Linked DNA regions of Homo sapiens: region 1 is linked to region 2. A link is a loop called in an ENCODE intact Hi-C map of the cell type or tissue named here. Cell type or tissue: Calu3. All regions are shown on one strand. Links, peaks and the distances in the headings refer to the core of each region. The heading gives the core; the rest is flanking DNA. Region 1 has its middle 33 kb from the start of RIMBP2. Region 2 holds the start of PIWIL1 (piwi like RNA-mediated gene silencing 1).

What was found. A loop is a pair of places that touch in the nucleus more often than their neighbours do. Peaks named below come from ENCODE experiments on the same cell type or tissue, not always from the same donor. Only the 100,000 strongest peaks of a DNase experiment are listed, where the experiment ranks them.
Region 1: a loop joins it to region 2, with 7 times the contacts of the local background. A loop is called at or near these places in 7 of 110 quality-filtered maps.

Annotation. Positions count from the first base shown.
Region 1 is chr12:130,743,217-130,755,305 of GRCh38, reverse strand. No RefSeq gene overlaps it. Among named protein-coding and RNA genes, the nearest start is that of RIMBP2, 33 kb to the right of the region's middle. In Calu3, for the core only: a CTCF peak has its summit at 6,973 (motif pointing right); a DNase peak (open chromatin) is centred at 6,985.
Region 2 is chr12:130,328,724-130,340,812 of GRCh38, reverse strand. PIWIL1 (piwi like RNA-mediated gene silencing 1) reads right to left here and starts at 2,926. Exons shown (of 21, transcript NM_004764.5): 1 at 2,667-2,926. It overlaps LOC101927786 (a long non-coding RNA gene), which reads left to right and starts at 4,573. Exons shown (of 3, transcript XR_242978.5): 1 at 4,573-5,904; 2 at 7,009-7,183; 3 at 7,372-8,620. RefSeq lists an enhancer at 5,633-5,802. In Calu3, for the core only: no CTCF peak of the experiment used is centred there; a DNase peak (open chromatin) is centred at 5,102.

The DNA.
Region 1 (12,089 bases), core at 2,156-10,155, 410 kb before region 2:
CTTGTTTAGCTCTATACCTCAGTCTCTTCATCTGTGAAAGGGGGGTGACTGTGACACCCACCCCATAGTGTTCCAATGTTGGGGATAGCTGAATTAAAAGGCTGGAGGTATTTAGGATGGCTCCTGGCACACGGCAGGCGCTGGGCGAGCATCAGCTGTCACTCAACACACACAGAGGCTGCTTTCTCAAGGGCAGGAAGCAGGGGACCTTGAAGCTTTTCCTTCTGGTGGTTCTGGAGTTTCCATGCATGTGCTACTTGGAAGCCACTGACTTTCAACATCAAGCTCCTGCTGCACCCATTTTCTGGGGCTGGCCTGGTGCTTGGGAGCCTCATTCTTGCCTTGCCAGGGTCTGCCTGCTGGACTGGCCACTGGTAGGCTAGAGGAGGCTGCAAGGATGAGTGGAAGGGAGGACCTGTTGCCCTGCTTCCCTCTGGTTCCTGCTTTACTTCCTGTTCCTGCCTCATTTCCTGCTCCTGCTTTCCTTTCTGTTCCTGCCTCACTTCCTGCTTCTGCTTTACTTCCTATTCCTGCCTCTTTCTGGCTCCTGCTTTACTTCCTTTTCCCCCTTTAGTTTCTGCTCCTGCTTTACTTCCTGTTCCTGTTGTGCTTGCTGCTCTGCTTTCCTTTCCTGCTTTACTTCCTGCTCCTTTGCTTCCTGCTCCTGCCTCACTTCCTGTTCATTCACTTCCTGCTTCTGGTTTACTTCCTGTTCCTGCCTCACTTCCTGCTCATTTGGTTCCTGCTTCTGCTGCTTGTTCCTGCCTCACTTCCTGCTCCTGCTTTACTTCCTGCTCCTTTGCTTCCTGTTCCTGCTTCACTTCTGATTCCTACTTTGCTTCCTGCTTCTGCTTGGCTTCCAGTCTCGCCCTTCAGCTCCCACTCCTCATCCTGCTCCTGCCACTGCTGCCCCACAGCATGACTTCCTGTTGGTGGCAGGTGGGCTTGACCTTAGGACTTTAGCACCCAGAATGGGGAAATAGGCAGGAGAAAGGGGTCTCCTAGAAAGGCGGAAGGCGGGGACTCTGTGGCTGTGGGAATGTGGGGATGCCAGGAGCCTCCTACCCTGCTGGTGGGAGTGAAAAATGGTGCAGCCACTTTGGAAAACTATTTGGCAGCTTCTTAAAGAGTTCAACAGAGTCTTACCATGTGACCCAGCAGTTCTCCTCCTAAGTATTAAACTAGGAGAATGAAAAACCTACCTTCACACAAAGGCTTTCTACAGATGTTCCTCATAGCATTATTCCTAATTACTATAGAAACTTCAAACGGCCTGGATGGCCATCCGCAGGTGCCCACCTGAGCAAGTGTGGCCCATGCGCCCTGGGACTCACTGCCCCGCTGTCAGAGAGTATGCGCTGCAGCTTCACGCCACAGCAGGCATGGCCTCCGAAATAGTGCCTGACATGGAAGAAGCCAGATGACACTGCAAGACTTCATGGATAGGAAATTTCTGGGAGAGGCAAAACGGTAGAGACAAAAAGTAGATCCGTGGTTCCCTGAGGATGCGGGTGGGGATTGACTGCCAGGGGTACAGTGAAGCTTTCTGGACTGATGTGGCTGCCTTAGAACTGGATTTTGGTGATGGTTGCTTAATTATACGTTTACTAAAAGCCATCCAATGCCATCTTTACCATGGGTCAACTGTATATTCATTATAATCCTATAAAGCTGCTTTTAATAAAATCATTGTCCAAATATTTAAGGTGGTGGATATCCCAGTTACACTGATTTGATCTTTATAAATGATATGAATAAAATGATCACATGAACCCCCCACATATGTACACCTGCTATGTATCAGTTAAAAAAAAAAAACAGTGCCTGGCCAACATGGTGAAACCCCGTCTCTACTAAAAATACAAAAAATTAGCCGGGTGTGGTGGCACACGCCTGTAATCCCAGCTATTTGGGAGGCTGAGGCAGGAGAATTGCTTGAACCCAGGAGCTGTAGGTTGCAGTGAGCCGAGAATGCACCACTGCACTCCAGCCTAGGGGTCAGAGCAAGACTACCTCTCAAAGAAAAAAACAAAAAAACAAATAAAAAGCAGTGATTGTCCCCTTCTCCGTGCAGGACTTGGGACCGGGACCTGCCCTCTCACGGGCGTTTGGGGTGTTCTGTGTTCGCTCCTGCAGGCCTGCGGAGCATGGGGTGAGCAGCAGAGAGCGCTCTGCCACAGCTCCCAGGAGAAGCTCGCGCCCAGCTGTGGATGCGGCTGCTTTGTCTCTGTGGCAACTGTTTTCTTAAAAACCTTGGGTCAATAGAATCTGTGTCAATCAAATCCCATTTTCTCCTTGACCTACGTGACCCCTTAAGAGCTGTGTACGGTGCTGCTGAAGAGCGGCCTCGGGGACTTAAGGCCTGGAAATCCAGCGTGTAGGAGTGATCCGCACACAATGGCACCTGTAGGGCGTTGCTCTGGGGCATCCCTGCAGAGAGTGCTTTTGTGAGATGGAGACCATTCAGGCCCCGTGGAGGATCCCAGACAGCAGGGGGCTCTGGTGGTCCACGGGTGGGATGAGCCCGCCGGCCTGTGCTTTCCTGCACAAGGGCCTCCTGAGGGGAGGACTCCAGGGAGTTTCCCACAATGCCCAGCAGCTCTGAGTAATCCTCCTGGGATGGGAGAGAGGGAGCACACGGAAGAGAATTCCTAGGTGACCGTGGCAGGGACAAACGGCTCAGCAGGTGGCTTGTCCGGAAGTGCTGTGGGAGTCTGAGCTCTGGTGGAATCCCAAGATTAAAAAACAATAATAAGAAGAAAACAGGCTGGGCACGGTGGCTCAGGCCTGTAATCTCATCACTTTGGGAGGCCGAGGCGGACAGATCACCTGAGGTCAGAAGTTCAAGACCAGCCTGGCTAACGTGGGGAAACCCCGTCTCTACTAAAAATACAAAAATTAGCTGGGTGTGATGGCACACACCTGTAATCCCAGCTACTCAGGAGGCTGAGGTAGGAGAATCGCTTGAACCCGGGAGATGGAGGTTGCAGTGAGCCGAGATCGCGTCACTGCACTCCAGCCTGGGAGACAGAGCGAGTCTCCGTCTCAAAATAAAATAAATAAATAAATAAATAAATAAATAAATAAAAGCAAACCCACTGTGCTAAAGGAATGTAACAATGCCCTGACAGTCATCTCGCTAAGCCTCTCTTGATAAGATGAGGCTGGCCAGGTAGTGAAAGGGTTTAGACCTGGTTGGAAAGCGACTGTGTCTACATGAAATGGGGGTTATTTTATCCTCAGGCTGCTGCGGCATCCACATGCCTGCTCTGAGGTGGCGGGACACGGTTCGTGACCAGCTGAACTGAGGGTGGGGTGGGAGGACTGAAGGTTTGGAAGCTGTGAGGATAATGATGGCACTGGCTTTGATCTTGTTAACTGTGAGATGCTGCTCAGACACATTGGGGTGAGGTCTGTGGCCAGCTTTCACTATGGGTGTGGACAGAGAAGGGGTTTGAGTTGGAGACAGACGGGAAAGTTATCAGGGGGAAGTGACGGCCGACCACCTGAGAGTGGTTTCACTTCCTGGAGGATACACATTTACATATATTAAAAAAAGAGCTGAGTGCCAGACCCTGTAAAAACAATCTGAAAATCAGTCAAAGAAGACAGATCTAGCTAAAAAGACGGAGAAATCCACGTGGCCAGAGTAAATAAATGAAACAATGCAATGAAAGCAGCTCTTCTCATCAACAATTTTTATGGCAATTTTGAAACATCTAAGAAGGGGGAAAGAATTGTTCTGTAACACGGACGAACCACCATCTGGATTCTGCGGTTAGCATTTGGCAGCATCCATCATCTCACCGTCACTCTCTCCATCATGGAATCCGTCGTAGTAGTCTTTAACCAAAAGCAGCTTTTAAAATTCTGAAATTGAATTATAGACTCAATTCTAACTTTCAATTACACAATTGAAAGTTACGTCGGCATCCTAAAGTCCCTTCCACTCCATAGGGTAATATTTAGATCAAATCTTCCTAATGGTAAATGTCCTAGAAGCCAGTGCAGCTCACAAATAAAGAATCTCATTTCAAGAGAGCAACTGTGAACTCAGGGTAATGAAATCTGTCCAAATACACAGGTGATTGAAAAAGCGTGCCAACCTTTCATTGTATGAATGGAGAATACCTTGGGCCTCTTCAAGCTGGGACCATGCAGGGCAAACCTGCCTCCCATTCTATTCAAAGTCACCCCTCTGCTCAGAGATAGATGTATATTCTGATTGCCTCTTTTGGAAAGACTTATCAGAAACTCAAAAGAATGCAACCATCTGTCTCTCACCTACCTGTCACCTGGAAGCCCCCAGTGTAGGGGACTTGCTTTGAGTTGTCCCCACCTTTCTCTACAGAACCAATGTACTTCTTACATGTATTGATTGGCATCTCATGTGTCCCTAAAATGTATAAAGCCAAGCTGTGCCCCGACCACCTTGGGCATGTGTCATCAGGACCTCCTGAGGCTGGGGCATGGGTGGGTCCTCAACCTTGGCAAAATAAACTTTCTAAATTAACTGAGATCTGTCTCAAATTTTCAGGGTTCACAGTTAGTTAAACATGGGACGATCGAGGTAGCCAATACTCATGTGTGCAAGGCACTGTTCTCAGCGCCGTTCACGGATTCCCTTATTTCAGGTTCATACAAACCTACGCAAACCAAAAATAAAATTCTAAGGCCCCCAGCCTTCTGAATGGGCCCTTCCTCTCGCCTAAGGGCATTCCAAATTGAACCTGAAAAACTAGTTCAGGGCATGATGGAAAGCGCAGGTCAGTCATGCCTCATTTTCCTATCCTACCTTTTTTTTTCTGAGATGGAGTCTTGCTCTGTCACCCAGGCTGGTGCAATCTAGACTCACTGCAACCTCTGCCTCCTGGGTTCAAGTGATTCATGTGGCCTCAGCCTCCCAGGTAGCTGGGATTACAGGTGTGCACCACCATGCCCAGCTAAATTTTGTATTTTTAGTAGAGATGGGGTTTCACCATGTTGGCTAGGCTGGTGTTGAACTCCTGACCTCAAGTGATCCTCCTGCCTCAGCCTCCTAAAGTGCTGGGATTACAGGCGTGAGCCACTGCGCCTGGCCTTCCTCTCCTTCCTTTTGGAACTCAGGAAAAGCTGATTAGCATTTAACATCAACGCAGACCCTAAGTCTGAAAAGAAACATTTACAGTCTATTTTCTCTGAAGTCTGCTACCTGGAGGCCTCATCGGCATCATGAAACCTTGCTCTCCACAACCCCTTATTGTAACCCAGACATTTATTTCTATTGATAGTAATGCTTTCAACCTGTGAACCTAGAACATTTGACGGAGGTCTCAGTTACTATTTAGAAAGTTTATTTTGCCAAGGTTGAAGACACACACCCATGACCCAGCCTCAGGAAGTCCTGATGACATGTGCCCAAGGTGGTCGGGCACAGGTTGGTTTTACACATTTTAGGGAGACATGAGACGTCAATCAATATATGTAGGAAGTACACTGGTTCGGTCTGGAAAGGTGGGACAACTGGAAGCAAAGGCAGGAAGACTCGAAGCTGGGAGGGGACTTCCAGGTCACTGGTAGGTGAGACACAAATGGTTGTATTCTTTTGAGTTTCTGATGAGCTTTGCCAGTGGAGGCAGATCAGATATGTGTCTATCTCAGTGAGCAGAGGGATGACTTTGAATAGAATGGGAGGCAGATTTGCCCTCAGCAGTTCTTAGCTTGAGTTTTCTTTAGTGATTTTGGGGGCCCAAGATATTTTCCTTTCACAAACCAACTGCTAATCAGAAAATTTTAAATTTACATTTGACCTGGAAGCCCCACCCCTGCTTTGAGTTGTCCCACCCTTGCAGATGGAACCAATGTAAATCTTACATGTATTTGGTGGAGGTCTCGTGTCTCCCTTAATATGCATAAAAGTAGGCTGTGCCCCCACCACCTGGGGCACAGGTTCTCAGCACCCCCTGAGGGCTGTGTCACGGGTCATGGTCATTCATATTTGGCTCAGAATAAGCTTCGAATATTTTACAGAGTCCGACTCTTCGTCGATACCTGTGGGGCATCAGCGCTCTCATCATTCCGTTTTATGGATGAAGAAACTGAGGCCCAGAGAGTTTAGGTGACCTGCCCAGGGTCCCACAGCTGGTCAGGGGCCATGCTGGGATTTCACCAGAGCCCAGATCTCTGGCACCTGTCAGCACACCATGCTGCCTCCCAGACAAAGCAAAGAGGTGCCATCTTAAACCCTCCAAGTTAGCCGCGATCTGTAAAAAAGGATGATGCTTCCTGTTGGCAGGGATGCAGCGAGAGAGGCCTGCCCACAGGAATGTAAATCGGTGCATCCCGGAAGGCTGTTTGGCAACATGACCCAAGAGCCATGAAATGCGTGTGTCGACTGATCCAGGCATTTTGTTCCCAGGAATAAATGGCCATGAAACAATGCAAGAGGTGGAGCCAATGTCCTATCCAGGGGTATTCGCCGGAGAATTTGACGAGTGAGGCACCAAGCAGCAGAAGATGCTTATTGTATACATTATGAAATGCTCCTGTAATAGTAATGTTCACAGGTCACGATTTAAAGAAAAATTTATATGATGAGAAAGTGTTTACTCTGTAGAACACATCAGGTTACAAAACAGAATTTAGGAAAACAAAATAAAATCACAACCGTCTTCATCTACTGTTATATGTGTATACAAATACACGTAATTATAATGTATGTATAGTCCATAAAATAATAACATAAAATACATTGGAAAGGTAGGTCCCAAAAATACCAGCAACGGTTATTTCAAAGAAGGGCTTTTTGGGGTGGACTTGACATTTTGCTTTGGGCTTTTTTGTGTCTTCTGCAAGGGGCATGCATTACTGTATTACCTTAGGCATCTGAATGCTATCCTTCCATTCTCATAGTGGTAGTTACAGAAGAGGCTGCAGTCAGCTCAAACGCTTCCCTTTTTTATTGCGGGTGCAGAGGCTTCGAGGGAGAGGGAAAGCTGTCAGTAGGTGGCGCCAGAGGGTGGCAGTTGTCTCAGGCTGCGTCAGGGCTGGTGCGAGCCAGCCTGGCCTTAAAGTGAAGCCCCTGGTTCTCTGCCATCCCATGTGCAACTGGTGATTTTGCAATTTCTGCATGTGTGTGGGGCCTGGCTCCCCTGTGGCTGGAGGCCTGCATGGAGCAGGGGGCATGCCAAGCTAGACAGTGACAAATTACTACCATCGAGGGCACCTAAGCACACCTTGGGCTCTATAAAGCACAGCCAGAGCCAAGTGCTGCCCTTAAAAATCAGATAATCTCAGGCGGTTGTGAAGCAAAGTGAAAACAGGAAAATGCAAGGGGCGGAGAAGCTGTCGGTGGAGAGAGAAACAGTGGAGAGTTCTGCCAAGAAGCTTATGCAGCTTTTTCCTCTGAGGGGACAGAGAGGCTGGGAGAGTGGAGAGCTGACCCTGTTGGTCTAAACCCTTTCCTATGGAGGGAGCAGGAGTGAAAATAGCAACCCTGAGGACACGGATACTTTAGGTCAGTGTAGCAGTTGAGAGACTTTGACCTGGACATAGAAGCCAGAGATGTATGGGTTCAGGCTCTCAGAAAAAATGGAGTCAGTTTCTCCCTCCATTAATGAGAATAGATAAACCCAGCTCAGCTAAATTCTTTTTTTTTTTTCTGTTGCCAGGCTGGAGTGCAGTGGCACGATCTCAGCTCACTGCAACCTCTGCCTCCCAGGTTCAAGCAATTCCCCTGCCTCAGCCTCCCGAGTAGCTGGGAGTACAGGCGCCCGCCACCACACCCCACTAATTTTTGTATTTTAGTAGAGACAGTGTTTCACCCTGTTGGCCAGGATGGTCTCCATCTCCTGACTTCATGATCTGCCTGCCTCGGCCTCCCAAAGTGCTGGGACTACAGGTGTGAGCCACTGTGCCCGGCCAGCTCAGCTAAATTCCAAAAGTGTTTATTGACTACCTTGGAAATGATCATAATGATGATAATAGTAATTACAATTGCCACCAACATTTATGAAACCCTTACTGTGTTAAGTACTTAACATGGGTTATTGCATTTAAGCCCCACCATGGTCCAGCAGGTGGATATGACTGCCATCATCCCCGAATTACACATGAGGGCACTGAAGCTTAAAGAGGTGAAACAACTTTTCCAAGGTCACCCGTGGCTAGGTCTTATTGCACACTTAATAGGAGCCAAGGAGAGTGAGTCACGATAGGGCAGGTTATGCTGCTGTAACAAACACATTGAAAACCTCAGTGGTTGAAAAATATGTTTATTTCTCAATCATGTTATATGTCCATTATATGTCATCAAGAGGGCTCTGCTTGTTGTAGTTCCTAGGGGTCTGGGTGGAAGGAAGCTCCATCTGAAAGCATTTTTCCATGTGGGTAGAGACAAGGAAAAGATCATGGTAAACCACACATGGACTCCTAGAGCGCCTCACCTGAAGTGACATGCACACCAATGACTGCTCACAGTGTGTTGGCCGGAGCAGGTGCCATGGCTCTGCTTCAGTCAGTAGAGGGGGATGGGCACGAATATGTTCCTCTTGCAAGAAAGGGAACCAAGTATCTGGTTTCCTTATTCTCCATAGCAGGGGTCCCCACTCTAGCCACAGAGTGGTGCCATTAGGAACCGCACCACACGGCAGGAGGTGAGTGGTGGACGAGCGTGACCACCTGAGCTCCGCCCCCTGTCAGGCCAGCAGCAGCATTAGATTCTCATAGCAGCTCAAACCCTGTTGTGAACTGTGCGTGTGAGGGGTCTAGGTTGCCTGCTCCTTAGGAGAATCCAATGCCTGATGATCTGAGGTGGAACCCCTCCCCACCTCGGTCTGTGGGAAAAACCGTCTTCCATGAAACCGGTCTCAGGTGCCAAAAGTTTGGGGACGGCTGCTCTCTGGCTCCTATTAACGTGCATTGGTTTGGAAAAAGTGCATTATTTTATTTGATTTTACAACACGCTGTGTCAGGCGTTATTATTATTTTTGTTTTATGCAAGAGAAAACAGAGTTTCTGTAGCACACCCGGCTCACATGGCTACTAAGTGGAGCAGGTATGATTCAACCTTAGCTCTGTTCCAGCCTCAAAGCCCAGTTCTTCAAAAACAGTTATATCCCATGGCGGGGAGGGGGTCTCAGTAGATATGTTCCAGGAAGAGTACGCTTCTTGGTTTATAAAATAAGATATGATATTAAATATTTGGTATTTAAATATTGCATTTAAATATTCGTATATATTTAAATACAATTTAAACATTACATTTAAATATTCATGTATATTTAAATACAATTTAAAAATTGCATTTAAATCTTTGTGTATATATTGTTCCATTATTTAAATATTGTATTTAAATATTGTACATGGTATATGTATGTTATATGTACATACATGTGTATATACACATATCCACATATATACACATATATGTATATGTAACATGTGTATATATACATATACATATATATAACATATACAATATTGAATATTATATATATATGATATACATATATCACTTCTCAGGAATGTGTTTAAAGAGAAAATGTAAATTTTGGGTCCCTAAGTTCAACACAATATTTTAAACAAAATGATAAGTGGACAAAATCTCAACTCACACTCAACATGCAATGGGTAGAGCCTTGAAATCTTGTGTAGATATTTTGAAAAGGTCACCCAGTGTCAGCAAAAGAACCGGGCATCTCACCAGGCATCTCAGACGTTATGGCACTAAGGGAGAAATCCTGGAGCTACCGCATTCAAAACGACGGTTTGTAACAATCTCATGAATTGCTTGATGGCCAGGGAGTGATGTTCTGAGATTTCTACCTACTAACACAACAACGCGTTGTGTATATTTAGGGCATGTACTGGTTTTCAGTTATGTTTTAGGAAATTGGGTGGCACGTTTGGGTTTATGTGTAGCATGGAATAGCTTAGTAATAGAAAGAAACTAGGATTCTGGAGAGGACTTTCACAAAGAAATTCCGATATTTTGGGAAGAGATTGTTGAGGTACTAAATGAGAGATGAATAGTGGAATCAAGTATGTGGTACAGTTGAAAAATACTACAAATTCTTGAGTCCCTGACATCAAGACATAGAATGGGAAATAAGACCTACGCACCTGTCTGTGTGTGCACAGGTATGCATGTGTGTGCACATATGCTTATGTTCAGATGGAGGCTGTCCGTCTGAACTTAAAAAATAAGGACTAATCAAAATATCCTCCAGGGACTCTAAGAAATAACCGAGACAGGGGTTGGGGTGGCCTAAGAGACTCTGTTATGTACGCTGTGGTAATAAACCTGTGAACAGCACATTGCTATGTTAATTCACACTTGTAGACATGTTGGCAACACATACGGATATTTAGTCTTTGGAAGACTCTGGGGAAATCTCCTGTGTGAAGCATAAAACCCCTAGCATTACCATAAAATGATGTTTCTTCTTTCCAATTATACTGGGCTTTTTGGAATCGTCGTCTCTTAACTTAAAGGATTATCTTTCAGCGGTAGAATATTCGATCTTTGAGCAATAGGTTGTTGCATGAGATGTATTTACACCAAGATTTCATCCTGGCCCTTTCACTGGTACCATTCTTTCTTTAGCTGCTTCTGCCCCAAGAGTCTTATCGTCCTCTCATTCCAGTGTTGTGTATTTTAGTTGCTGTTGTTTCTGGATCATGCATTAAGCAGTAAGCATGATATTGACAGTTTTCTGTGTCCTTTCCTGAGGTGGGCTGGAGAGGATCTGTTCCTGGAACTAGATTTCCTTTCTGGATCTGTTGACAAATGAATCTCACACACAACTTCTCTGCTGGCATCAGCATTTGCTATTCCCCATGGAGTCCAGGGTTCATAGCTTTTCTGGGCATGAACCCTATGATCTATCAGCCAACTGGACAAACAGACCAGGCAGAAGAGCTGCTCGCAAAGCCAGAAACGTGTGCATGAGCTGCTGGGTGGCTCAGGGAAGGTGGGCTGGAGCAGCTTGGCGCTTAGTTACCAGTCTCGTGGAGACCCTCGCTGGTGTTTTAAACATCCTTCCTGCTGGGCTCACCTCTTAAACACATCAGCAGTATCTCAGTAGCGAAGTAGATGTGGAGGACGCTGACTCTGGGAAGGAGAGGAGGAGTGGTCAGCCTCATGCAGAGCCTTCCCCCAGTGGGAATGTCACCTGAATTAGGGCCTAAGAGCTGCTCATATTTTAACTGAAAACTACCTTGTGGGGAGAAGGACAGGAAGAAACCCTAAGAAAATATAGTGCGGTCTATTTTACTACAACTATATCTGGAGCTTAAAATGAAAAGGAAGAAAATTGTTACATTCGTTTAAAATGGGTTTGAGCAAAGCAATAGAATACATGGCTAACAGTGGCTTAACACATAGGGCTTTGTTTTTCTCACAAGAGGAGGGGTTTGAATATGGTCAACTGAGAGCAAGGATTCAATGCATCGAGGATGCCTGGCTGTCGTTCTTATGATTCTCTGGGCCTTTGCCTCGTGGTTGAAGGATGGCTGCCACAGCTCCAGCCATCACATCTGAATTCAGAATGGGAAGCAGGAGAATGAGGAATGAGGGATAACACTAATTTCATTTGTTTCCTCTTATAAGGAAAGCCAGCACTTTCCCAGAACTCTCTCCTCTCTATGCCCGTCAGATTTTTGCTTAGACCTCATTGGCCAGAAGAGTGTAACACAGCTACCTGTTGCTCCAGCAGAATCAGGGTTCACTGCCACCCTGAATTAATCAGTATATTTCTGTTTATATAGGAAAAGGGGTGAATGGATATCAGAAAGCATTAGCAGTATCTGTCCCATTAGGGGTACTGAGTTTTGCCTAATGACTTTCTCCTCTTCTGTTTAGGAGAACTGTTCACCCTGTACCTCACCAGGGAGAGGGCGATGCCCTCTGCAAGGGTTCTCTCCACCAAATCCAAAGGTCATCAGTGCCACAGAGAATCCCAGCCCCTCCAGCAGGTGCCCAGGGATGCCAGTCTGGACAGACACCCAGAAATCAGTCTACTGGAGGTGAACAGTGAGGGCCTGGGGTGGGGTCGGTGTTCAGGTAGCTCAGAGTAAATGCCCTTTGCATTACTGGCCTGTAGATAAAT
Region 2 (12,089 bases), core at 1,658-9,657:
TTGTATTTATTTTATAATGTGCGCATCATGACAATGATTACGTATGCATGCTCGGCTTACACACGGGGCATACTGGCGCATGAAAGTCTCTTACTGATAATCTACAGGCAGCGTCCCCAGCAGCAGCAGCAGCACCACCACCACCACCACCAACCCCCCTCCCCCCACCCCCCCTCCCCCAACCACCACCACCAACCCCCACGCCCCATGGACCTGTACCGGAACCAGGCCACACAGCAGGAAGTGAGCCGCAGTGAGTGAGCAGGACAGCCTGAGCTCACCTCCTGTTAGATCAGTGGAGGCATTAGATTCTCCTAGGAGTGAGAACCCTACTGTGAAGTCGGCGTGCCAAGGGTCTGGGCTGCCTGCTCCTTATGAGAATCTAATGCCTGATAATCCGAGGTGGAACCGTTTCATCCCGAAACCATCCCTCACCGGTCCGTGGAAAAATTGTCTTCCAGGAAATCGGTCCCTGGTGCCAAAAAGACTGGGGACTGCTGATCTACAAATCAATCTGAAAGCATCCGCTTGAGACTCCAGCAAACACAACTTGCTTCCTATCACTATCAATTCCGTGACTCACCCTACACCGTGGCACACCCTCTGCTAACAAAGCCTCACCCTCCTCTGAAACCACAAGAATCCAGTGAACCGCTTAAGGACCAGCTCGCAGGCCATCCCTTGCTCCCTTCTCCGAAAGCCGTTTCCCCGGCGTGACCACGGTCACCCTACTACATGGTAACCTGTTTTCTCCCTCCCCACATCTCTGCACTCCATAGCTTCTCCAACTAGGCTGCGAATCACAATTGATGCCTTTGCACCCAGTCCGTCGCTTGACACCTTACAAACAACGGTGTGAAACAGTGATTAAAAAACAGTGACAAGCTGAACTCTCATCTCCAGCAGGAAATATTCCTAAAGCAGCACGTCAGTTCTCAAAGCCTGGTCCCTGACGGGCAGCATCTGGACTGGCTGGGAACAGAAATTACGGGGTGGGGAGCGGCTCTCAGCCCTCCCGAGTTAGAAGCCGACTGGAAGCAGCCCTCCAGCTGATTCTCATCATCTCCAGGGCCTGAAACCCACGGCGGCGCGCTGTGCTGGTCACTAAATACCTGGGGGGCTCAGCGCTCTACGTCCAGGTTTCCCAGCACAACTCTGGTTTTCAGCTTTATCTCCTTCCAGTTTCAAAACCACCTCAGTCTGGATATTGAATTCTTAAAGTCAGAAAGCAAGTGTGTGCTTCCAATAACCACACTCGCTGGAAATCACCTCTCCGATTCGCTACCAGCTCTGCCAAAGACGCTTCCACCTAACGTCCCTCCGGCGCTGAGCTCAGGACCACGCCGTGCACGTGGGAACCACCACCGCGCCACACGCCTAAAAACCGTTGAGCGGTACATTCTATGCGAGCGGGGTCTCTCTGGCCACAACTTAAAAACGAAAAGAAAAGCGCTCAGAGAACAGGCTGCGCAGGGGTGCAGCCGGCTTTGCCCTGGAGGCCGCCGGGGCTGAAGACGGCGAGAGCATCCATCCCAGGACGCCACCGCCCCGCCGCCCCTTTCCCTCCACAGGTGCCAAGGGCCGGGCCGCCAGCACCCGCGAGGACCCCCGGGCCTCGCAGAGCCCGGCCGTCGCGGTCGCCGCCTCACTTGGGGTCCTCCGGAGTTCCGTCCTCTTCCCAACGTCCGGCTCCCAAGGCTCCCGGGGGCGCAGCGCAGCGGCGGCGGACGCGGGAAGGGGCCCTCGCCCTCCGCAGAGATCGCGCCCCGCGGCCGCGTGGGTAGTGCGGGAGGTCCCGAAGGCCCTCCTGCAGAGCTCTCAGGTCCCCGCAGTCTCACGCACGGCCGCCAATGCGGAGACCTCCGCCCCCGCACCCCCGGCAACTCAGGCCTCAGCCTCTCACCCCGGCCCCTGCACCTGGGACCTCGCCCCCGCACCCCGGCCCCTGCACCCCCGCACCCCGGCCCTACAGCCCCGGCAAGTCGGGCCTCAGCGCTTCCCCCCGGCCCCGCACCCCCCACACCTGATACATCGCCCCCGCACCCCGGCCCCTGCACCCCAGGCTCCTGCATCTCCCAAACCTGGGACCTCGCCCCCGCACCCGGCTCCTGCATCCCCCGCACCTGGGACCTCGCCCCCGCACCCGGCTCCTGCATCTCCCACACCTGGGACCTCGCCCCCGCACCCGGCTCCTGCATCCCCCGCACCTGGGACCTCGCCCCCGCACCCGGCTCCTGCATCTCCCACACCTGGGACCTCGCCCCCGCACCCGGCTTCTGCATCTCCCGCACCTGGGACCTCGCCCCCGCACCCGGCTCCTGCATCTCCCACACCTGGGACCTCGCCCCCGCACCCGGCTCCTGCATCTCCCGCACCTGGGACCTCGCCCCCGCACCCGGCTCCTGCATCCCTTGCACCTGGGACCTCGCCCCCGCACCCGGCTCCTGCATCTCCCACACCTGGGACCTCGCCCCCGCACCCGGCTCCTGCATCTCCCGCACCTGGGACCTCGACCCCGCACCCGGCTCCTGCATCCCCCGCACCTGGGACCTCGCCCCCGCAACCCGGTCCCCGCACCTCGAGCCTCACCTCCACATCCCGGACCCCCAGCCGCCGCCCCCGCATCCCGGCCCCCGCACACCTAGCACCTCAGCCTGGCCCCGCACCTTGGACCGCTGCCCTCGCCCTAGTCCTGGTCCTTGCACCTCAGCCCGAGGCCAACAGCCCCAACGGCTCCCGCGGAGATCCCTCCGCGCCGCCGACCTCCCAGGACCTCCTTCGGCCCGCGCCCACCTCGCCTTCGGCGCTGGGTTCCCGAGAGAGCCAGGGACACGCGGGCAGCGAGCAACAGGCGCTCTTTTCCCGGGCGGATGAACACCGCCTCCCGGGCGCCGGCCTCGTGTCTGTACGCCATACGCCCAGTAACGGCGGAAAGCGGCGCGCGCCACGCCCTCATTGGCTGCCCCGCAAACGGCGGTTTCTGATGTGGCCGGGGCGGGACCAGAGGAGCCCCGCCCCACAGGCCCCGGCCCCGCCCCTCCAAGACCCCGTCTGGCCCCTCCCGGACACCCGGCACAGGCCCAACAAGCCAGGCCCGCCCCGCCCCACAGGCCCTGCCCCTGGCCCCCCAAGACACCGCCTGGCCCCGGACAGACACCCCGCACATGCCCTGGCCCCTCCCCATAGGCCCCGCCCCCATCCCGCCAAGACCCCGCCTGGCCCTGCCTAGACGCCACGCCCAGGCCCCCACAGGCCCCGCCCCCGCCCCACAGGCTCCGCCCCTGTCCCCCCAAGACCCCGCCTGGCCCCGCCCAGACACCCAACACGTGCCCTGCCCCCTCCCCACAGGCCCCGGCCAGCCCCACCCAGGCCCCGCCCTGTTCCTCTTCTGCTTCGCCCAGACCCCCGGCCTTCCCTGGCTTGACTCCTGCAGTTCCCCCAGTGCCAGCCCCCTGCAGGCGGACACGGGGTCGGGCCAGTTCCCTACTAGCTCGTGGAACTGGGCGGCGGCGCACGAAGTAGACCCTCCATAGACTTCGAAATGGTGCCCACGTGGGCACCGAGCGCCCTACTGTAGCAGTGGACTCGATCTTGGTCTGGCCTTTAACGTCGGAAGCTCTTTCACTCAGCACACAGAGATTTGAACTTTGACCCCAAAGAAAATAAAACTGCAATGCAAGTCTAAGGTGCCAGGAGGCCGTTACCTGGAAATTTAGCTTTCAATGACTTGTGCCTTGGGTGCATGCCAACGTGGACCGCAGGGGTTCTCAGCCTTCACCTGCGGGGGATCACCTGCAGGGCTGGTTAGGACACAGACCAGAGATTCCGGTCTGCAGGCTCCACAGGTGGGCCCCGCCGGCTGCATTTCCAAGGCATCGCAGGTGGTAGCGACCGGGTCTACGCCGAGCTAGGTGCCCTCCATAGGAGTTAATTTCCTCATGGAGGCAAAGTCAACAGCCACAAAACAACCGGAAATATTGTAAGATAGAACAGGTTTATTTGTCAAGGTGGAAGTGGGACTGAGGCTCACTAACTGCCTGACCTGTTATGTTCCATAACTATAAACATGATTGTAGGAGGTAGTAGAAATAGGGTCGCCTCTGCAGACAGGTTTTAAAACTGCATTTATACGGTAAACATAGTGCTTTTCCTTTTTTTTTTTTGTGAGACGGAGTCTCACTCTGTCGCCCAGGCTGGAGTGCAGTGGCAGGATCTTGGCTCACTGCAACCTCCGTCTCCCAGCCTCCTGAGTAGCTGCGACTACAGGCACCCACCACCATGCCCACATAATTTTGTGTTCTTTGTTTTGTTTTGAGACAGGGTCTGGCTCTGTCAGGCTGGAGTGCAATGGTGGGATCATGGCTCCCTGCAGCCTCGACCTCCTGGGCTCAGGTGATCCTCCTGCCTCAGCCTCCCCTGTAGCTGGTACTACAGGTGTGTGCCACCTGTAGTAATTTTTTTGTATTTCTTGTAGAAATACGAGAAATACACCCAGCTAATTTTTTTGTATTTCTTGTAGAAAGAGGGTTTCATCATGTTGCCCAGGCCGGTCTCAAACTTCTGGGCTCAAGTGATCCACCCATCTTGGCCTCCCAATGTGCAGGGATTACAGGCATAAGCCACAGAGCCCGGCCTACATATTGCTTATTATTCATACTTAAAAGCGCATGCCTGGGAATCGGGGGCTGGAGAGGGCTGAAGGCTCCCCAAGCCACCTTCCCAAATCCTACGTCTCATCTGTGCCATGAAAGGGGCAGGTTAGATGTCAGCGTTTCCCACACTAGCCTGAGTGTAAGCATCCACTGAGGGAACTTCCAAATAATACAGACTCCCAGATCACGCTGATTCCAGGAGGTCTGGGACGGGTGCAAGGAATTTCAAGAAGTAACATCAAGTTATTCTTATGCTCAGAGAAGGCTAATAAATTTGGGGCGAGGCCAAAAGGCGTTGGAAGCCAGTAGTTTGAAAGAAAAATAGCTTTCCAAAGGCTTTCGCTTTGTAAAAACTAAATGGTGCCTTTTGGAATACAATGTGAACATAACTTTTCCAAGGATTTAAGGTGTTGATGAGAAAGACATTCTGAGACCTGCCAGCAGATGGAGCCATAAAACAAGAAATAGATGTTTACAGCCTCAACTCGGGAGAAAAATACCGTGAATGCACCTTACACTATAGAAGTAACACTTTTCCCTCTGCTTTATTTTCTCTATATGCTAAACTCCTTACTTGCCTCTGCTAAAGAACATCGCTGGAGTGTCTTGGTGTGTGAAGTATGAAATAGTTTCTAAAGACATAAGTTGTGATATAGCAAGACAGAGGCAAAACCCCTCATTCTTCTGAGAGTGTAAACATCATGTCGCAAGAAGCTCACCTAAAATTTGAAAAGGAAAACTCAACGAAAATTTGAAAAGAAATTCAAGGAAAAAAAAATGTGACCTTTAAAATTTCCATGTTGACAGCACCACCAGGACCCCTTCTGGGATCCGTTGCTAGGTATAACTTCGTGCCTGACTCTGGAAGTTAAAAAATGAATAGTTACAGATTCTTTTTCCGGGAGCCGCCTCTAGAGGGGTGTACCCACCAGGGAAGGTGAGCAGAGTGCCACCAATCCTGTGGGTGCTCAGCGGGAGGTTGCTGAGGGATGCTTCGTGACTCAACGCTGCTGAAGCCCTGAAGGCTGATTTGGGTTTGCAGGGAACAGGAGGATCGGCATGGCGGAGCACGTTGGTCTGAGCACATGTGAGGTGTTTAGAAAACTGCAAGTCATCCAGCACGGGAGCAACGCCAGGCACAGGCAGGGGAGTCGTAGGGGATGATGCTGCAGAAGGGACAGACCGGGTTCTAGAAGTTGGCGAGCAAGGAAATGTGAGCATCTGGACTGCCGAACGCACCCTGTTAAGTGCTGTGAGTAAAACACACTCTGTCCTCCCATTGATGTGAATAAAACACACTCTGCCCTCCCGCTGATGGCCCAACAAGGGAAGCAGGGAGTGTGACAATTGGGAACGTGGATGCTGACCTGAAGGGCCAGTGGCTGCTTAGTCCTAGCCAGTTACCAGGAGAGAATGAGGGCTCAGATTTGCTGGGCCTCACATGATGGCTTTGGTTGTTGTTGTTGTTGTTTTTTTAATTGAGGTGAAATTCACATAACACTACATTAACTATTTTACAGTGAACAATTCCATGATATTTAATGCGTTCATAATGTTACGCAACCCCCCACCTCTAGTTCCAAAACATTTTCATCATCCCAAAATAAAACCGTCACTCTCCATCTCCCTCTTCCCCCCACTACCCTGGCAACCACGAATCTGCTTTCTGTCTCCTTTCCTGTTCATTTCATAGAAACGGGGTCATACACTAGGTGGCCGTTTGTGTCTGGCTTCTTTCACTCAGCGCCGTATTCTCAAGGCTCACCTACGTCGTAGCCCGTCAGAGCTTCCGTCCTCCTTACGGCTGGATCTTACTCTGCTGTTTGGACGGACCACATTTTGTTTATCCACTCATCCATTGGTGGACAGCTCAAACGTTTTTAAAGGGGAGCAGGAAACTTGGACATTTTCCGGTGCGTTTTTAGGAATGGCCACCAGTGCTCTCTAGTGTTGGGCAGAGGAGCATCCCAGGGAAGGGAAACAATGGAAGATACTCAGAGAACAGAAAAATCCCAAGTTACTTCATGTAAAGCTGAAAATATGATCTGGGTAGATTATGCTGGGGGTGACAGGGACTAGATGGAAAAGAAACTCATCATGAACCCTGCATGCTGTGTCCAGAGCTTTGGACTATATTCTGTAACCAATCAGTTTCCCAAGTTTTTAAAGCAGAAAACCACATACTCAGAGCAAGCTTTGACCTAGTTCCTTTCATTCAAGGATCTCAAAGCCCCTTTAAACCCATGATCCAGATTTTGTTTGTAAAGGAAGAGATGGAGTTGAAAAACAAGATCTAAGGCAGTTCCTATGAATCCCTTCAATGTAATTTTTCAGAGCATTTCCCTTCTCCCTTCAGACTCATGTCGTTCTGATTGGGCTGAATTGAAGAGCTGCCCAGCCTCTCCCCTGGCCCTGAGACCCCTGACCTAGAGGGACTAACTAGAGGGACGGCATGGCAATGGCAAGTGTACCCAAGACAGCATGCCCGGAGGTTTATCCAGGAATATTCATCCAGAGGGAAAGAGCAATGGGTGAGGCTGAAGTTCGTCTGTTCTCTTATATACAAAATGTGAACAAATCCTGAATATCACAGTCTGGCCACAAGGGGGATGTTTTGGGGTGGGCAGGGTGACGGAGGCAGGGGGTCCTGACTTGGCTCCCCAGGAAGTGGGTTCTGTTCTGTTCGCTTAAGCTCTCTGCATTCTTTTTTCCACGCTAGACGATGAGCATGTTGGACCAGATGGGCACGTGTCCAAGTGCACCCTATGGAATGTATCAGCATCGGCCTCGCCTGGAAGCCTGATAGAAATGCAGATTCCCAGGCCCTGCCCAGGCCTGCTGTATCCGGATCTCTTGGTGGTGGAGCCCAGGGATCTGCATGTCACGAGCTTGCTCAGAGTATCTGTGAACTGAGTTCAATCCACAGCCCTCTACTCCAATGCTAGCCAGACCCTGGGGCCATTGCCTCTCCCCCCACATGCCCCTCCATACTGTCAGCACCTCTGCATTGTGGCCTTTCTGCCACCCCCAACCGACTTGGGGATCCCAACCACCCACACCCAGGGGCCTGCACCAGACTGCAGAGTGTTGCCTGAGGGGACACAGTCCACAGTCATCCTTTTCTCCTCTCCTTCCCAGTTAATTCCATTTTCCACGCCTCTCATGGCGATTCCTGATCTTCACAGGCCCCAGAGCCTCTGACCCTGGTGTTCCCCCTGAGAAAATGAGGCCAGGGTTTGTGAGCTGCCCATGCCACACCTGTGCCTGCCTCATCATGTGGAGTCCCTTTAGCTCAGCTCTAGGGTCCCCCTTCTTGCTTCCTCAAAGATCCTCCTCTCTCCCAAGTTCCTCTTCTTCTTCTCAATACTTCTCTCTTCTGGGGCTTCCTCCTTGACACGTCAATGTTGTCTAGCTGTCTTCATCAATTTTCTTTATTATTTTATTTGTATATATTGTATTTTATTTTAAGACAGAGTCTTGCTGTGTCAGCCAGCCTGGAGTTCAGTGGTGCAGTCATAGCTCACTGCAGCCGCGACCTCCTGGGCTCCTGTCTCTTGAGTAGCTGGGACAACAGGCATGGGCTACTACAGCTGGCTAATATTTTCTTTTTACTTTTTAAGAGACAGGGTCTTACTAGTCATCCTCGTCTTTAAGAACGAAGCAAAACAAGGGTCTCGAAGAGATATTTGTACCCACTGTTCATAGCAGCATTGTTAAAGAGTTAATATGTGGACCCAACCCAAGTGTGTTTCCATTGATGAATAATGAGCAGAACGGGGTCATCCGTGCAGTGGGTATTACCAGCCTTAGAAAGGACGGGAATCCCGACGCACCCTGCAACATGGATGAACCTAGAGGACATTAAGCTCAGCGAAGTAAGCCAGTGACGAACAGACAAATATCATTCCACTTCTAAGAGGCACTTAGTGTTGTCAAAGTCAAGGACAGACAGTAAAGCAGGGTTGCTGGGGCTGGGGGAGGGGAACGGGGTTGGTGTTTGATGGGGACAGTGTTTCAGTTTTGCAAGATGGAAGGAGCTCTGGTGTTGGTGGTGGTTGTCTGACATTACGACATTATGAATGTATTTCATACCATTGCGCTGTACACATAAAAAGGATTAAAATGGCAAATTTTATGTTCTGTGTATTTTGCCACCATAAAAACAGTTGGGGGGGAGAAAAAGAAGTAAAACAAAAATGAATCCCTACGGCTCCTCCTTTCCTCTTTTCCCTCCAGAGTCCATCTCCTTGAAAGAATGGTTTCTTAGGCCCCACGTCCACATCTTGCCCTCCCACAGTGTGGTTTTGATTCTCAGAGGCCTCCGTGGGCTCCAGAACCCTCTTGGTTTCTAATCCCAGTGGCTCCTTTCAGACAACCTGTCTTCCCTGGGACACATGAGTGTTGCTCAGCCTGCCCTATCCATCTCAGCACCATCCCCCTTGCCCTCTGTGATACGGCTTTCTTCCTCCAGCTATAGCCAGTCATTGCAGCTACCCACAGGAGTTTGCCCTTCTCCCGCCTCCTCATGCATACGCACTGACAAAGCGGCTCTCCAAGTCCAAGTGTGGCTTGGAGCTCCAGCAGCACCGAGACCTGTTGGACATGCAACTCCTTGCCTCCCAGCCCTGACCTGCTGAATCCAAAACCCTGGGGCTGAGCCAGCCGTGTGTGTTGCCAACCACGTTGGTTCCAGTCCATTCGGGTTCACCCTGCAGTCGAGAACCACTGGGCTAAGCGAGCTCACCCTCGGAGCTCAGGAGTGACACTCAACATCCTCCCGCTGTCAGGATTCTCAGGCCTCTGCAGCTGAGCGGCCCTGGACGACTCTGGCCCGTGTTAGCCCCTGCAGTTTATATGCGCATCTCCCAGCGGCCCTGGCCCTCCCCTCCTAGCACTAGGCCCGGTTGCTTTGCCAGTGGCCTCTAGAGCAAGACATGGAAGGTCACCGCAGGAGGCAAAGGGAGAGCTTCTTAGAACAAAGTTGATTCTAAAAATAAGAAAATAAGTTGAGCTGTAATATATGTAAGATGCGGGGGACGCCCGTACCCTCCTTTGGTTCCTGCGTCTTGTGCATAATGGCTGTGTCCAGGGTGGAGGGTGGGAGCCCCACCGCATGGCGGGGTTGGTAGCCCCCATCTCTGACTCGTAGCCAGCCTCTGGTGACCTGCTGTGGCCTGGTGGGCCCCGTCAGCAGCGGCTGGGATTACTAACCCAACTCTCTCTAGACCAACCTTCACAAAAAGAAATGGTTGGAAAAGATTCCTCTGCAAAGAAATAACGGGTGGGGGGACATACGGAAAATGCAAACATCAGCAAACCCCAAGAAATGGTTAGAGCTGATACCTGCATTTCTTTCTACTCCTCCTGCAAGCTTTCGGCAGATGGAAAGGCTGAGTTATTTTCATTTCACACAGTTAAACGGAAAAGAAATAAGTATCACTCATAATTATGGTAGTGAGAAAAAGTTCTTACCAAATGAAAATGTTTATTTAATTCACTGTTATTTTATTTTTAATCTTTAATTAGTGGTGTATTTTATTATGTGCCTAATACTGTGGCATGTTGCAAATAGGTATAGTGGCATACTGCAACTAAATATAAATATATTGGATGCTCATGCTCAAAACTTTCTGTTCTGGTTGCATGATCAGAAGTATTTGGGGATTGCTAGGCTGCCAGGTCAAACCCACGTTCTGTGGTGTGGCTTGGCCCCCCTCCATCGGCCTGTCCGACTTTGCTCCTTTCCCAGGCTCTCCCCAAATCTGGATTCCAAGCTCCTGCCATAGAGAGCTTCGAAATTCAGCTCCTGGGCGCTTCCTCCATGAGGTTTTCTTTCCTTCATTTCCCTCTCTGTGGATCAGCATCCCTGCAGTGAGGGCCTCTCCTCTGTGGTTTTACCTTACCAGCCTTTCTATGTCTCTCCAATAGCATTTATCACACCACAATTGTAAGTAAACACGTACTTAACCCGTTTCCTTCATTATTGGGAAAACACGTTGAGGACAGAATCCTGGTCTTACTCAACATTGCGTCTGGTTCCTGGCATTCCGAGGGTCTCAGGAAATATTTCTTGAATACTTGAATGTACATAATAGTGTTCAGCTTTATGCAACACCTTTGCACGACAAAGTATTCACACTTTGTCCATTTCCATTCTTGTGTACCTCTCAGAACTCAGGCCAAGGGCAAAGTCACTGGCCTTTGGCATTCTTAATTTTTATATACCTGTTGTGTTCATTTCTTCTTCAAATATTGCATCCTTCTCTCTGACCATTTCCTCCCCAAGAGCTGTGTAGTTTTGTTTTGGAGTGGCCATAACTACTGGCTGTTATGCCCAAATTAGTTTGAACACAGTTTCCTGGCACCAGAGACACCCAAAGACTGTTTACTACCTTTTTTTTAAATTGACATGTCATAGTTGTACACATTTTGGGGGTACTTACAATATTTCATAGGTTCGTGCGATGTCTACGGATCAAATCGGGGTAACTGGGCTGTCCCTCGCCTCACACAATCGTTCACTGCCTCCTCTGCTCTCAGAACTCAGCATATTGTGGGGTGGCTACCACTGCCTTGAGTAACTCAGGGTTGCTTTGAAATTATTCTAAACAAATGTGGCAGCTCCAAAACCTTTGCCAGTAAATGGTGTATTTTAGACCTCAGCATGTGAAACAATCCTGGCCAAAGACATATAAGAGGATTTTGTCTGGGGTCATTAAAGGAAAAAAAAAAAAAAAAGGAAAAAACAGGACGTAACAAAGAGATGGTCTCTTCCTGCCTCTGGACTTTGAAGTATGTGGTGCCCAGAGCTGCTCTAGACCTCCTGGGACCATGACCAAAATTCCAAGAGATAAATTTTCTTTATTGGTCATGCCAGTTACACTTGGGCTTTCTGATGGTGCAACCCAGGACACCTTAACGGAAGACGCAGCGGGTCCCACCTCAGGATGTGCAGCAGGGCTGCCCGGGAGCTAATTAAATATGAGGATCTCTGGACCCAAGCCCAAACAACTGAACCAGTCCCCAGAGACAGCCATCTGAAGGTTTAAGAGGCTCTCCGGTTGATTCTGATATCAGTTGGTCAAGATCAAACTTTGAGAAACACTGCCAAATTATGTTTTCAGAGTAATGTGTTTCGAAGCAGAAATGAAATTCGGAATTCAGTTGGGGACACATTCAGTTTGGGCAAATATGCAGTTTACCTTGGTGAACTTCAGGGGTGACTGTTTTGCGGTAAACAAATGCCTTAAAATGAGCAATTCTGTTGTATTTATCCATCCATCACTCATCGGCCTCTAATCTGTACAAAGCCAAACTCTACCTTGTCCAAATTACTTTAACTGTTAGTAGAAATAATCACAAAGTTTCAGTATCTGCAGCATGCAGATAATTCACATAAGAGATTACTTTGAAAAATTATCAGATTAAGACTCATAT